Regions from separate parts of the Homo sapiens genome. Here all the other regions are linked to region 1. A link is an interaction called in ENCODE POLR2A ChIA-PET data of the cell type or tissue named here. Cell type or tissue: A673. All regions are shown on one strand. Region 1 holds the start of PELI3 (pellino E3 ubiquitin protein ligase family member 3). Region 2 overlaps TMEM151A (transmembrane protein 151A). Region 3 holds the start of RIN1 (Ras and Rab interactor 1).

What was found. ChIA-PET counts read pairs that join two places held together with the same protein. Peaks named below come from ENCODE experiments on the same cell type or tissue, not always from the same donor. Only the 100,000 strongest peaks of a DNase experiment are listed, where the experiment ranks them.
Region 2: POLR2A ChIA-PET joins it to region 1 with 10 read pairs; 4 of 35 experiments call an interaction of 5 or more read pairs at or near these places.
Region 3: POLR2A ChIA-PET joins it to region 1 with 18 read pairs; 4 of 35 experiments call an interaction of 5 or more read pairs at or near these places.

What each region holds. Positions count from the first base shown.
Region 1 is chr11:66,464,307-66,469,306 of GRCh38, forward strand. It overlaps PELI3 (pellino E3 ubiquitin protein ligase family member 3), which reads left to right and starts at 2,599. Exons shown (of 8, transcript NM_145065.3): 1 at 2,599-2,721; 2 at 3,822-3,974; 3 at 4,527-4,598. The coding sequence starts at 3,823. RefSeq lists enhancers at 564-1,065, 1,066-1,565 and silencers at 2,517-2,726, 2,737-3,086. In A673, a CTCF peak has its summit at 3,014; DNase peaks (open chromatin) are centred at 2,405 and 2,995; H3K4me3 peaks cover 1,818 bases; H3K27ac peaks cover 1,532 bases.
Region 2 is chr11:66,296,173-66,301,172 of GRCh38, forward strand. TMEM151A (transmembrane protein 151A) reads left to right here. Exons shown (of 2, transcript NM_153266.4): 2 at 1-492. Among named protein-coding and RNA genes, the nearest start is that of TMEM151A, 6.8 kb to the left of the region's middle. In A673, no CTCF peak of the experiment used is centred here; no DNase peak of the experiment used is centred here.
Region 3 is chr11:66,333,951-66,338,950 of GRCh38, forward strand. RIN1 (Ras and Rab interactor 1) reads right to left here and starts at 2,484. Exons shown (of 10, transcript NM_004292.3): 1 at 2,367-2,484; 2 at 2,028-2,208; 3 at 1,812-1,926; 4 at 1,660-1,732; 5 at 1,457-1,548; 6 at 564-1,301; 7 at 1-274. The coding sequence starts at 2,452. BRMS1 (BRMS1 transcriptional repressor and anoikis regulator) reads right to left here. Exons shown (of 10, transcript NM_015399.4): 8 at 4,771-4,835; 9 at 4,293-4,332; 10 at 3,389-3,939. The coding sequence ends at 3,932. RefSeq lists an enhancer at 2,964-3,818. In A673, a CTCF peak has its summit at 2,852 (motif pointing left); DNase peaks (open chromatin) are centred at 2,511 and 2,871; H3K4me3 peaks cover 819 bases; H3K27ac peaks cover 2,885 bases.

The sequences.
Region 1 (5,000 bases):
ATATACACCATGGAATACTATGCAGCCATAAAAAATGATGAGTTCATGTCCTTTGTAGGGGACATGGATGAAGCTGGAAACCATCATTCTCAGCAAACTATCGCAAGGACAAAAAACCAAACACCACATTTTCTCACTCATAGATGGGAATTGAACAATGAGAACACATGGACACAGGAAGGGGAACATCACACACCGGGAACCGTTGTAGGGTGGGAGGAGGGGGGAGGGATAGCATTAGGAGATATACCTAATGCTAAATGATGAGTTAATGGGTGCAGCACACCAACATGGCACATGTATACATATGTAACAAACCTGCACGTTGTGCACATGTACCCTAAAACTTAAAGTATAATAATAATAAAATTTTTTAAGAAAGAAATAAAGTTTCTATTTTATTCCTTTCTTTGAACCAACAGGGACAAGATCTAGATTGAAGAGAGAAAAGGGAGGGTTGACAAAGGAATTTCAAAGCAATACTGCAAAATCCTATTCACCACAAGTATCATTATTATTCCCATTTTACACATAAGGAAACTGAAGCTTAGTGAGATTAAGAAGCTGGAGTTCTTGGAGCAGAGCGCTGGATTTAGAGCCAGAAGCCAAGGTTGGAACTTAGGCATCTGCTACTGGTGTCCTAACTCTCCCTTCCTCTCCCTTACTTGGGCAATCCTGGTGTCGGGCCCACCTCAGCCTCCCTGAGGCCTGATGGTCTGGCTGTGCCACCATGCAGCTCCAATCCCAGTACTGCCCCAGGAGAAATCCCTGCCTCCTCCTCCAGTGAGTCTTGGTGATCCCTCTCAGACCTTCCTCCATGCAGTCCAGTGTCAGGTGGAAGCACTGGGGCTCCTGTGAAGCATCAGCTCCACATCTGCCTGGCTTGTGACCTGGGGCAAGTTTCTTCTTCTGCCTGAGCCTCAGCTTCCTGGTGTGTAAATTGGGGATTATAACAGGGATTCAGTATATATTCACTGAGGACCTGCTCTGGCAGGCAATGCATTAAAAGCTGGGGGTACACAAGGGAGTGAGGCTGTCCCAGGGTCCCCGTGCACACCCAGCACAATGGACGCCTCTGGTGGCATCAGTGAGGGCAGCTATCCTGTGTCACAGGGTTTGTGTGACCTGCAGCCAGCAGCCCAGCGGTCTGGTGGTGTCCTGCTTGGTGGAAGTCTCGCAGGGAGATTCTCTGTGACTAACGAGTGTCTTTTCCCCTAAAGGATGTGCCGTCGGCTGCTTTCTTGTTTCATCTAGCCGCTGGGCCCCAGAACAGTTGGCAAAGCAGTTGGTATCTTTGGCTATTTTTAGGTGGAGGAGTTAGCGGGGTGGATATAGTAGGGCCCCAGGGGAGTCTGGTAGATGGGGAACTTCAGGTGCAACAAGTTTGTGGGGGTGGGAGTGGCAGCGGCTCCCTCTCAGGAATGTTTAGGCAAACTAAACATGCATCCTTCATAATGGAAGTCAAAAGCCACCTCCTCTGTGCAGTCTTCCTTGATTTTCTCATTAAACACCCCCACCGCCCCCCACAAGACCAAAGACTTGATCTGGAACTATAATCCAGCCTTTATAGTTCCAGACCAAGAGTACTGAGCAATAGGGACCTTACCTGATGCAGACAAGGTTTCTCTTCTGCACCTCTGAGGCTCCATCCCTAGTCAGAACGACAAGGTACGAAGTTAGGAGTTGAGACTGAAGCCACTCATACAGCTGAGATTCTCTCTTGGCCCGTTTCTAGCAAACTACAACAAGCAAGTCACTTTTGTAAATCTATTTCCTCATCTGTAAAATGGGCAACTATCGTGCCTGCCTCCCAGGATTAAAGTAAAGGGTTTAATTTGCTCAAAGCACAGCGCACAGCGCCTAACGTAGACTGATAGATCTCTCGCAAGCCCCAGGCCCAGAAGGGGCGGTGCTCCCCCAAAACTCTCTTTCCTTTGCAGCACAGCGGGGGGTGTGTGCATCCTGGCGGAGGGGAGGGGACTGAGGGGAGGGGAATGGGGGGTGCCCGAGCTGGGCTGGAAGACAGGTCTGCGACTCTGGTCAACTGCAGCTGCTTTCCCCGGCCTCCACCGCTGCCGCACACCCCCTTTGCCTTTAGCATTTTCCTCCTCTCCTCTAATTGCGTGGCGTCCCCAGATGGTAGGCGGGGTGTCGGAGCTGGGGGTGCGTAGTCCCGGGCCTAAGGCTAGGGAAGGGGCCTCCAGCGCCGTGTGAGGGCCCTGACCGACAGTGGGGAGGGGCGCCCATGTCTCTGGGAGAACCCCGGAGTCCCCGGAAATGGAGGCGGAGTTTGGGGAGTCTGAAATGGGGGAGGGGTCGTGTAGACTACGGGGGAGTCCTGAGCCGGCTAGGAGGGGCAAGGGAGTCCCTCAGACGGAGTGGAGAGCGGGGCTTCCCTGGTCAGAGGGCGGTACCAGGGGAAGGGCGTGGTCTCCTGCGAAGGGGCGGAGCTCCGCCTACGAAGGCTGAGCATCGCCGCAAGAGGCGGAGTCTGGAGCGAGGCGGAGCTCTCCTAGGGGCGGGGAAAATGGGGCGGGGCCTCCGGACAGGGGGCGGAGCGTGGCTGTTCGCGCTCATCCCCCTCCCCCGGCCCTGGGTGTCCCCGTGACGAGGCAGCGCGGAGCCGCCGCGGGCCGGGCCCATCCCGCCGCAGCGGCCCGGGGCCGAGCAGGGGCTAGGCGGGGAGGGAGCGGCGCCCAGCGGGGCCCGGAGCGTGGCCAGGTGAGGCCGCCGGGGCGGAGGGGGCGGGGGCTGCGCCAGGCGGGCCCCGGCGGGCGCGGGGGGCGTGTTTGCGTGTCTGGGGGTGGTGGAGGGAGTGGGTCCGAGGGCGGGCGCCGGTGGCTGCTGCGCGCCCGCGCGTCCCTGCGGTCGCGGGTGCGGGTGGTCTCTGCGCCGTCCGGGCCCGGGGCGTGCGGGGCCGTGCACGCGCGCGTGTTGTGCGGAGGGGCCGCCGGGTGTGGACCTGCGTAGGTGCTGGGCCGCGGTTCCCGTTCTGCCCGCCCGGGGCGCAGGGCGCGGGCCTGCCCCGGCGCGGTCCCTCTGGCGCGGGGATGTTTTCCAAACGGGCTGCCTGCGGGAGACGGCTGTGCTGCAGCCCGAGCTCGAGGGGGGAGCGCCGCCTCCGCAGGCCTCCTGAGACCCGGGCGGCTGGGGACGCAGACAGACACCTGAGGGAGGGAAGAGCGCGCACCCAGGAGGAGTCTATTGGCCTACCCGCAGGGGGAGGCCGAGATGGGGAGACTGAGGCAGATGGTGAGGCGGAGGCGGGCAGACAGGCAGAGATGGGGAATGGGGGGAGAGAGACGGCAAAAAGGACAGCGGCTGGGAGGACAGAGAGTCATTGAGAAAGCAGATGGACAGACAGAGGCCTAGACCTCAAAGGGGCAAGAAAGATTCAGATGGACAGGTAGATTCAAAGAACCTGTCAGAGAGGCTAAATCAGAGGTCCAGAGGCTAAGAGCTATAAGCAGGAACTGAGTCTGAGATGAGGGGTAACGGCCCCCAACTCATTGGGTGCCCCGCTTTGAAGCACATCCCAGACTGGGATCTTGGCCAAAAAGCAGCCTCTGGCCACCCCAAGTTGGTCCATCTCTTTGGCACCACTGAATATCCTGACTCTCTTCACTGTGCCACCCCTCCCTGGTATCCCAGCAACCTCGGGCAGTTTAGAGGAGGCAGAGGGGAAGTGGTTGCCATAGCAGTAGAGGCGGTGAAAGGTCACCCTTGCCTTAGCCTAGGCGGCCCTGCAGCAGGCTGCAGCTGGAATTGAGCCGGGCTGGGGTGGGAACCTACAAAGCTCTTTTCTCTCCCACTCTGCCCAGAATGGTGCTGGAAGGAAACCCTGAAGTGGGGTCCCCCCGAACCTCAGACCTCCAGCACCGGGGGAACAAGGGCTCTTGCGTTCTCTCCTCTCCCGGTGAAGATGCGCAGCCAGGCGAGGAGCCCATCAAGTATGGTGAACTCATCGTCCTGGGGTGAGCATCCCTGGCCTAGAAGGGGTGAAGCACCAGACACCCACCCAACGCAGCCAGAACAAGGGCCCGACCCCTCCTCCCCCCACATAGGGCCTTCAGCTGTTTGTCCCTCCTCACCTTCCTAGCTGAAAGACAAAATTGACCAAACCCACCTCAATTCATAATTATTATTTTATCTTCCCATTTTTCACAAAGTACTGTGACAACTCTAACCACCCAACTTCCTGATCAGATGAGAAAAATGTTAACACCAGCTGCCTTTCCTAAAGCACCTAGTGTGTGTGGTGTGGGGTGAAGAACTCTGGTTCTCCAGCAAAACTGCTTGGTTCAAATCCTGCCTCTGCAAGTTGCTGAACTTCCCTGTGCCTCTGTTTCCCCTGTTTTGCAAATGGGGATGATAATAATCCCTTCCTCAGAGGGTTGTTGGAAGAAATGAATGAGGTGATTTCTGTAAAGTACATAGAACAGCGCCTAGCACATATCGAGTGTTCTGGGAGGCAGGCCTGTGCCAAGCCCTTTCATGGACATTATTTCATTTCAATCTTCACAAAGATGCTGTGAGGAAGGAGGTGAGGAAACCGAGGCTCAGAGAGGGGAAGTGACTGGCCCAAGGGCACACAGCTGGTAAGTGGCAGGGCTGGGATTTGGACCCAGGTCTTTCTTACTCTAGGTCTAGTGCGCTTTCACTAAGCCACAGCTGACCCTCACACTACAGATGAGAAAGCCAAGGCCAGGAGAGAGGAAGCAACGTGATCTGGCGGCCTGGCCAACCTCATCCCTTCCTGGTCTTTGCCTGACCAGGATCCCTGCACCATCCACTCAGATCTTTCCCCAGGGACAGACCCTCTTCCTCCTCCCCCATCTGGATCTCCTTTTGGCCTCTCTTTGCCATCAGTCCTAAAGAAACTATTTGATAAGCTATATTATCATTAAGATTTTTTTTTAATGGCTGTTTGTTGACACATGCTTTAAAAAAAAAAAAAGCAGTAATAGTGAACACTTATCAAGGGCTTCCTATAAATATGC
Region 2 (5,000 bases), 170 kb before region 1:
CCCTGATAGGCCCCTCCTCCTTGCCTGCCCTCTCTCCCGCTGCTCAGGGCCAGTCACTCCCCCCACATGCAGCTACCCCTACAACCTGGGGTTCCTTCTCAGGGCCTCACCTGGTCCCCACATCCCCTGGCCTCTGCTCCTGCCTCCCAAAGTCCATGTCTGCCTCCATCAGCCACACACACGCAGGGACGCCCGTTCCTTGCCCTCCCGGACTTATCTACTCTTCACTTTCCTGATGATCCATGGGGCCCAGGCCTAGAGGGCATCCGAGGGGCTGGGCCTTGGCCACAGCCTCTTGGATGATGTCCTTGCTCCACCACGCAGGCCCTTGCTTCTCCCATCAACGAGTCTTGGCCCAGGGGACACTGACCCTCCCCCAGGGAGGAGAGAGGAGTTCCTTCCCTTTCAACGAGGGCTTCCACGCCCTCTAAGGGGTGGCGGGGAAGGGAGGAGGCTGAGAAGATGCAGATTAAATAAAGGTATGGAATGGAAGGCCTGTGCATTCCTGGGTCATGGGTCTAAGGCCTCCACTGCAAGCATTATGGGCCCCCATGGTTCAGGGCACGATGAGGGGTTCTGGGAAGGGACTCAGAATTGGGCTCCAGTGTTCCCAGGAACCAAGTAAGCAGAGGAGAGGAAACCTCCCCTGCCTAGCCTGGGGCCTCTGAGACTCAAGTGTGAGGCGCTCTGAGCACCTGGCTCCCCTGACTCCGGTATCTGGGCCTGGGTCACTGCTAAGGCATTGTCAAGGTGGCCCTTGTTCCAGCTCAGTGGGACATTCCACTCTGCTGCTGGGCATGCCGAGGGCTAAGGGAGTGGTGGCCGGTCCCCAAAGTGGGGAGAAAGAGCTATGGTCTGTGACTCGAATTCGGTGCCCCCCCAGCGGCTACTGACATTATCAATCTGAGGGAAAGGGCATGAAGCAGGTCAGAAGACACAAAGCTGGAAAGGGCAGCCCCAAACCAGGGCAGGCTGGCATGGAATCCAAAGGCAGAGAAAACATCAGGGAAAAGGAAGGTCCTGACTCCCTGATGGAGCTCTGAAAGATTCCTGGACGTGGCATTGTCACATGTGCAGCAGTAAAGGGTGTTCACTGTGCAAGGGCAGTGGGCTAAGGGGCAAGCGTGCATGGAATCCAGCCTACAGGCCACTCCCCAAACTCTGGCATGGAGCTACATCCACTTGGAGAAAGGGGACCGTTTTCCTTTTCACGCAAAGGTGGCTTAAGGGCTAGTGGTGGCCCGGGAAGTGTGCTGAGAATGGGTGGATTTCACTAAGCAAAGACATGGCAAGCAATGTCTTGGACAGCCGATGCTGCCCAGACAAAGGCCTGGTTGTCGGGCATGAGCTGAGGTGTGACAAGGAGATAGAAGCAAGAAGCCATGGAAGGCTTTGCTGCAGCTTCCATGCCAAACCCTAGAATTTGTCCTTAAACTGGAGCAAACTGGGCAATCTGGAACCATGGAAGGGGGTTGGGCAGGGACGTGATACAGTCAAGGCTGCATTTTAGGATATTTAGCAAAAGTCCAGCGACCTGCTGGCTCTGTCGGGAGGGTGGAGTGAAAGACCAGAGTTCTCCCTGTGCGTTAACCCACAGCCTCTCTTCTTTGGGTGTGAAATCAGTTCCTCGTTCAGAAGCAAATTAGGTGGAAAACCCTGTGGTGCCCAAACATTCAACAAGGCTGCAGGGGGTGGCCAGGCACAGTGGCTCATGCCTGTAATTCCAGCACTTTCGGAGGCCGGGGCAGACAGATCATTTGAGGTCAGGAGTTTGAGATCAGCCTGGCCAACATGGTGAGACACCCCCCACCCCCGTCTTTACAAAAAATACAAAAATTAGCTGGGTGTGGTGGCGGGCACCTGTGACAGCTACTCAGGAGGCTGAGGCAGGAGAATCGCTTGAACCCGAGAGGCAGAGGATGCAGTGAGCTGAAATTGCGCCACTGCACTCCACCTGAGACTGTCAAAAAAAAAAAAAAAAAAAAAGGCTCCAGCAGGTAGGGAGGCCAGCATGCTGGTTTCAGCTCCTTGCCATGGGAAAGACCCTTTTTCCACCATTCTGCTCTAACACCATAGCCAACAACTGCCCACTGGCCACTCACTGTCCATTCTCCTCCCTTCCCCAATAACAGAACCCCAGTTTTGCTGCAGAAGGCAATGTGCCCAGCTAAAGGGCAACATTTCCAGCCTCCCTGGCATATATGGTATGACTGTGTGGCTGAATTCTAGGATATTAGATATAAACAGAAGGTGCTGGAAGGGATCTCCAAGAATGCCCCTTGAATAGAAGCAGTATTGATGAAGGCCATTTTTGTCCTCTCTGCTTCAGCCTGCATTCAGCCTTGGATGCATATGTGATAGCTGGAACGCCAGCAGCCATCTTGGAGCAGGAAATGACCTTGAAAATTGTAGCCACAGGCTGGGCGCGGTGGCTCATGTCTGTAATCCCAGCACTTTGGGAGGCCAAGGCGGGCGGATCTCGAGGTCAGGAGATCGAGACCATCCTGGCTAACACGGTGAAACCCTGTCTCTACTAAAAATACAAAAAATTAGCCAGGCGAGGTGGCAGGCGCCTGTAGTCCCAGCTACTTGGGAGGCTGAGGCAGGAGAATGGCATGAACCCGGGAGGCGGAGCTTGCAGTGAGCCGAGACTGCGCCACTGCACTCCAGCCTGGGCGACAGAGCAAGACTCCGTCTCAAAAAAAGAAAAGAAAAAGAAAATTGTAGCCACATGCTGAAGACAGCAGAGCAACAAGGGAAAAGATCCTGGGCTTCTGATGACACCATGCAAGTTTCCATGTCATCCCTTGGGTCGCCTACCTCCAGACTTCAATGAGAAAGAGAAATAAACTGTAAGTCTGCTTAAGCCCATTGCTTTTTTTTTTTGTCTCTGTTACCAGCAGCTTTTACCAATTATCTACTGCCACATAACAAATTATCCTAACCCTAGTGGCTTAAAAGAGCAATAATTATTATGCTCTCTCCTGGCTTCTGTGGGTCAAGAACTCAGATAGGACACAATGGGGATGGCTTCTATGCTCCACGACATCCAGGGCCTCTGCTGGAAGACTCAAAAGCTGGGGCTTGAATCATCTGAATGCTCATTCACTCACATGTCTGGCAGTTGATGCTGGCTGAGGGCTGAGGGCTGAGAGCCTAACTAGGGCTGTTGGTGGGAACACCCACACAGGTCCTCTCCAAGCGGCTTGACCTTCCTCATAACATGGTGGCTAGGTTCCAAGAACAAGTATACTGAGAGGGTGAAAGCTGTATTGCACTTTGTGATCTAGCCTCCTAAGTCACATGGCATCACTTCTGCCCCTTTCCATCGGTCAAGGCTACTATGAAGGTCCACTCAGTTTCAAGGGGAGGGAATATAGGATCTCATCTCTCTGTGGAGGCTTGTCAATGTCACATTGTTAGAAAAGCATGCGGGATGGGAGATATATTAGTGGTCATCTTCAAAAATGCAATCAACTGCTGAGCCAAATGCCATTTGCCATTCCTAACTGATTGATACCTGTAAAGTGATCTGCAAAATGAACACCAAGCTCTTTATAGTGCTGGTTTAAGGAAGGAAGGTGGTGGCATGTCAGATATGGGCCTGCTCAGGGCAAAGTGAGCTGCTCAGATCATTTATGGGGACCTTCAGGCCTATGGTAGATTAAATATGGCCACAAATTCTTTGCCACTCCTCTCCTCAAGAGGTGGAATCAGGCCGGGCACGGTGGCTCACGCCTGTAATCCCAGCACTTTGGGAGGCCAAGGCAGGTGGATCACTTGAGGTCAGGAGTTCAAGACCAGCCTGGCCAGCATGGTGAAACCCCAACTCTACTAAAAATACAAAAATTAGCTGGGCGTGGTGGTGTGCACCTGTAGTCCCAGCTACCTAGGAAGCTGAGACAGGAGAATCACTTGAACCCAGGAGGCAGAGGTTGCAGTGAGCTGAGATCACGCCACTGCACTCCAGGCTGGGCAACAGAGCAAGGCTCCATCTCACAAAAAAAAAAAAAAAAAAGAAAAGAAAAGAAGTGGAATCTGTTCGCCCTTTAAATCTGGGCTGGACTTGTGATTTGCTGTGACTGATTGGATGTGAGGGAAGAGATGTTGGCCCACTTCTGAGGCTAGGCCTCAAGGACTCTCGCAGCTTCCACCTTTGCCCTCTTGCAATCCTGAGACCACCATCTGTAAAGATGTCCAGCCAAGCCTCCTGACAGATTTGAGGCTGCGTGGAGAACTGAGGCCCCCAGCCAAGAGCCAGCATCAGCTCCAGATATGGGATGACAGAGGCCATCTTAGACACTGTAGCCCCACTTGAGCCGCAGATGACAGGAGCCTCAGGAGTGACCCAAGGTGAGACCAGCAGATGAACTACCAAGCTGATCCCAGCCCAGACTGCTGTCCTATAGAATGAGGGGAAATAAATCCTTGTTTTAATCCACTACATTTTGGAGTGATTTGTTACATGTTACATGATCACTGTCACAAGGCTCTAAACCCACCTGCACCTCATGAGGGAGGGCACTGGGCCTGCACAGCCAGGAAGAGGAGGGACCCAGAAGCCCCATTGTTTGATGGACAGCTCTCAGCTCACAATCTCCTGATGGGAGATGGGGTGGCCACGTGTTCAGACTCTCTTGGAGTCAACATCAAGCCAAGGTGTTCTGTTCTAAACCGTTCTCAAGAGAAGAATTCATGCCTGAGAAGGGGTGCAAAGCCTGGCTCCCAAACCCCAGCGGCCTCTGCCTCTGCTCTCTCCTGACATAGGCTACCCACAGCATGGCAGGAACAGAACCTGTAATTTCCACCCCTACCACCATCTGCTCCTCTCTGTCTTCCATCTCAGGAAATAGAGCTACCATTCAGCCAGTTGCCTAAGCCAGGCACCAGCACGGCAAGCCTCTTCTTTTTTTTTTTTTTTTTTGAGATGGAGTCTCACTCTGTCGCCCAGGCTGGAGTGCAGTGGCCAATCTCAGCTCACTGCAAGCTCCGCCTCCCGG
Region 3 (5,000 bases), 130 kb before region 1:
TTGCAGGCCTGCAGGAGCCGCTTGACCTGGGCGCTGGGTGAGTAGGTGCGGAGCAGCTGCAGCAGCTTCTGGCGCACTTGCTCCAACTCTACTGGGGAGGGCAGGCTCAGGTGGGACCCGAAGGCTCCGGGGCCCTGGGCCCGGGCCAGGCGGAGGCCCTCAGCTAGGCGGCCCAGGGAGCCGTCTGCGGCAAGCCGGCGCCGCAGGCGGGCTGCCAGGATGGGCCGGAGAGGCTTGAGCACAGAGCAATGCAATGACTTCTCCAGGACATGTTCTGCCGGAGGGACAGGGAGGGGTCAGGGGAAGACTGGGGGTATGGGGGGCAGAGGCAAGGGGAGAAGGGAGCAGGGGTAGAATCGGGGAGGAGAGGCAAGGAAAGCAGGAGGAGGTAGCCTGGGTGAGACGGAAGAGTTGGGGGAGAGAGGGGATGGAACTCTCTCGAACAGTGGTAAGACAAGATGGATTTGTAAAGCAGCAGAACAGAATCAGACAGGCTGGCGCTGTGGAGGGGAGCAGAGGGTCGGATGGGGCAGTGCTGGAGCTATGGAGAGACGGAGCCTCACCCAGCCTCTTAGGCGACAGCAGCTTCTCAGGGCCCAGCTCCGCACTCAGCATGGCCCGGGCCCGGCTCAGCGCCTGACGGATGCCCTGCAGCTCCTGGGGCTCGGGCCCAGCCCGCACCTGGGTCAGTAGGTCCTGCACCAGCTGGCCCGCGGCTGTGTGTCGGTCCTGCATCAGTGCTGCCGCAGCCCGGCCCACCTGCCGCTCCGGTGCCAGTAGGGAGCAGAAGGCGGCGCTCATGGACCGAAGCAGAGGTCGTCGGCGGCCCAGGTGGGGTGAGGTCGCTGGGCTCCCCCGGGACCCTGGCACCCCCTCCTCCTCGGAGCTGCTGGGGGAGCCGCAGTCCACCTCTTGGAGGGAGGGCATAGGCGGAAGGCTAGGGCCACTGCCTGCTGGCACGCGGTACCCCACTGAGCTCTCCCTCCGTAGCAGCTGGCAAGGGGGCAGCCGCTCTGTCTGGCTGGGGACTGCCCCTGGCAGCACGGGGACGGGGGGAGGTGGCACGGCAGGTGGAGACAGGGGGCTGGAGGTCTCTGTGGACACGCGCACTTTGAAGCTTCTCTTGAATTTCTCCCGCTTGGTGGGCCCTAGGTCCCCCGGGAACAGGGGGTTGAAGAAGCACAAGGCGGCTCCGGTGCCCTGGTCCAGCTCTTGAGGGGACCGGGCCTTCAGCTGGGGCAACACTGGGCCTCCAGCCGGGCCCCGCTGAGCCTTGATGTTGAGGGAGGAGCTCCAGAACTCTAGGGAACAAGAAACCGACTGGGGCCTCCGGGACTGGTTAGGGGAAGTTTCCCAACCAAGGCAAGGCAGGGGCTTCGGGCGGTGTGCTGCGAGCCTTGCCTTCCCCTCGGCCTCAGCTTGTTCATCTGTGCAATGGGTGGCAGGAAGCCCTTACCAATGCCCAGATGGGAGATGGCCTCCAGCTCTTTGTGAGTGGCTGCGTGGTGGATGGCTCTGGGGAGCTGCAGCGGGAGGAGAAGGATGTCCCTGAGGCCAGAGAGGGGAGCAGAAGGGAGTGAGGGCCGAAGAGGGCGGGAAGGATGGGCTGTCCCAAGGAGCAGGGCCCGTGGACACCAGGCACCCTGCGGGCAGACTCACCGGGTGTGGCAGTAGGCACAGATGAGCTGGACTAGGTCTGGGAACATGAGCTCCGAGCCCTCCAAGGAGACGCCTGAGAGAGGAGGGAAGTGAGGTGCTTCTCTGGGGAACCTCCCTGCTTCCAGCCCCTTCCCGCCAGGCCAGCCCCTCACCGCCAGGGCTCTCCAGGATGTAGTGGCTGGAGACGAAGGAGGGGCCACTGGCTTCAGGCAACCGCATGCACAGGGCCTGGCACTGGCGGGTGTTAGATTTCCGCACGAGGAACGTCTGCAAGTGGATAGGGCTCAGGCAGCTCAGGACCTTGGCGTCCCATCCCTCTCCCTCCCACCCCTGGCTGGCCAGTCCCTGGAGTGTGGGGCAAGACTCACCCCCGGGGGCTCGGTCCTCAGCATGTGCAGTGCGGCCGCTGCGTTGGCTTGCAGCTGCAGCCACACGGGCCGGGTGAGCAGCAGGCGCTCCCGCAGGCTCACAACGCGCCCCGGCCGCTGCGGCCCGCCTGCCTGCCCGCCGCTGGCATTGGGCACGTCATACAGTGGGTCCTGGGCTGGCCTGGGGGCAGGCACCCAGATCTGAGCAGGGAGCCAGGGGCTGGGACCCTTGCTCTCCTCTTCCCCACTCCCGGGTTTCCCACTTTCTCTATCCCCGGATAGGCCCTCCTCTCGCAGCCCCTCCCTGCCCCACCTGGCTGCCCTGCCAACTTCACTAACTTTTCTCTCGCCAGGTGCCCAGTAGTGAAGCTGGACGGGCTGGGGGCTCCAGGAGAGCCCGCGCCTGACTCTCCAGGGCTTTCCATGGCTGGGAGCTCCTTCGCTTCAGGAAGAGAATCCAGTCCCAAGGCAAGGCACGCACATCCCCAGTGAGTAACACTTCCTGAGGGCGGTCCGCCTGTCACACCCGCCAGTTAACTCTTGTGTGTCCACCCTGCCTGGCCAGTGCCCGCCTCCTCTGTTCTGGACCCTGCTTTGGGGGTCAGGGGTCCCCTCCATGCTAGCCCTGCTCTGAGGGCCCCAGCTGGGGGATGCCACCTCCACACACGGCCTCCTGCAGCCTCACCAGCTACTCACATTGCACACGTGGGCGGGAAGTGGTTAAGCGGCCTCAGTCCCCACAGGCCCCAGCCATGCTCTGGGGGCACCTTTGGCTCTGTGGTCAGTTGCTCATCTGCCCCTGGCCTCAGGTCAGCCTTGTGGGAGAGCACCCTCTACTGTCCATAGATGACTCATTCCTGAACCTGGGTTTTAGGATTTTAGGTTGCCATGGAGAAAATATGCCATGTCTCCATGGAAACCAACCTATTTGCTTAACTGAGGTTCTGGGGGTGGTTCTGACACTCAGTGCTAACCAGGGGGAGTCTGGCTGTGAGGTCGTCAGCACATGGCGGTGCTGCCGGCTGCCTCCCACGCACGCAGGCTCTGCCAGCCTGCCTTGCCAATCTGCCAGGCAACTGGGACAGGTGCAGACATGACCCAGGCTCCAAGCACACGCATCCACCCTCCCCGCCGAGGCACTCTCCCGGTGCCATATGTTGACTCTGCCCAGCGCCAGGCAGCCCAGCGCCCACCTCCCCCTCCCCAGCCTGGCCCCACGCACAGTGCTCTAGCCTCTGCTGGGTAGTGTGAGGAGTGGCAATCTGCAGGCACCCTAGAAGTCGGCCTGGTTCAGGTGCTCCCCACGGGAGCCCTGATTCTCTTGCAAGGTAAATCACACACACACACAGGGCACGCCAGAGTCCCAGGAAAGGTTTTAATTCCAGTCCTTGGAATCTGAGAAGCAGACACCAAGAACTGCCCTGAGAACACCTGGGGGGCCTGGCATCTTGCCTCCAGATCCAGCCAGGGTGGACAGACCCCCAGATAATCACGTCTGACTCAGAGTTCCCGCACAGTGGAAACTGGCTCCCTGGCCCTGAGGCCGGACAGCCTGCATCCAACATCAGCAAGAGGATGTGGCTTTGACTTCGGCTGTCTTCTCTGTCAGGGGAGCCCCAAGAGATGGATCTTCAGGAGTGGGAGGTGGCAGGCGGCTCAGGGATGGAGACAGCAGCCTTGCCTGGTCAGGTCAGCTCCACGGCCACAGCTGTGCAGGCCTCGAGGAGGGCAGAGGAGGAGTCCAGGCCAGTGCCAGATGGAGTGGGAGGGCCCAGCAGCACCACAGGAGCCTGGCTGGGCAGACCCTGAGGGGCCTGTGGGTCCGCCTGTCTGCAGGAGGAAGACGAGAATCCTGGGTGCAGTGCCAGCTGCTCTGAGGGTCCCCCTGGCTGTGAACAGCAGGGTCAAGGTCCTGTGCATATGTGGGAAGAAGAAAACTGTCACCAGTTAGGAAGCTGAAAGGAAGGAGGCAGCCACTTACTGAGTGGCTTTGGGCTGGCCCAGAACAGGCCTCCTGGGCAGCTCCACAGCCCTCCCTGACCCCTCCTGAGTGGGAGCTCCATCAACCCAGAGCTTCCCCAGCCCCATCCTGGTTCCTGCTCCTCAAACTCCCACAAGCCCCTCAAATCTAGACCATCCTAACTTTCTTGAGCCACTGATTCTGACACAGTCACAGCCTTTCTCTGGGCTCCTTCCTGGAAGCTGAGCTGAGGAAAGGTGATGGCAAGGGGGCAGGGAAGGCCATGCAACAGCCATGGTTCTTACCATCCGATTTTCTCTTCTGAGGGGACACAGCTGCCCTAGCCTGGGTGGGTGAGAAGAAAAGCTCCCCTGAGAGCCCACCTCCAGCTTGGCAATCCCTGCCCCACCCCCCACCTCTGTGGCTTGTGGGCTGTTGCCTCAGTGCTGTGCCCCCAGGACCGGGAGCATAGGCCCCACCCAGGCAGAGCTCCCATGCTCCTGACTGCTGGCCAGCTCAGCGGCTCTCCCGCCTCCCCGCCACCCTCCCACCCCATCAAAACCTGCCCCAGAACGGGAAGGGGCTGACACAGACTAGAAATCCCTTTTCCCAGGGCCGCCTTGAGCAAGAGGACTTGTGAGCCAACTGCGATCCAGGGACTCTGGGCTGAAGATGGGGAAGCCTTGGTGAGCAGAGAACTCCCAGGCCTGCAGATGGCAGAGCTGCTGCCAGGGTGGGGGGCCCTGAGGTGGGGCAGGTCACGTGGGCAGCAGCGGCCCCCACCTTTTTGATGGCTGTCCAGTCCTCCAGGATGTCGATCTCTTGAAGCATGTACACGATGTATGGGCCTGTGGTGGGGGTCAAGGAAGCCTAGTGGAGGTGGCAGGTGACGAGGGCAGGGCCACCCACCTGACATTCAGGAGTGGGGGTACAGCGGACAGCATGGAGTGGGAGCTGAGGACCTGGGTCCGAGGTCAGGTTCCACCTCCTACCTCTTAACCCCCTGGTTCCAG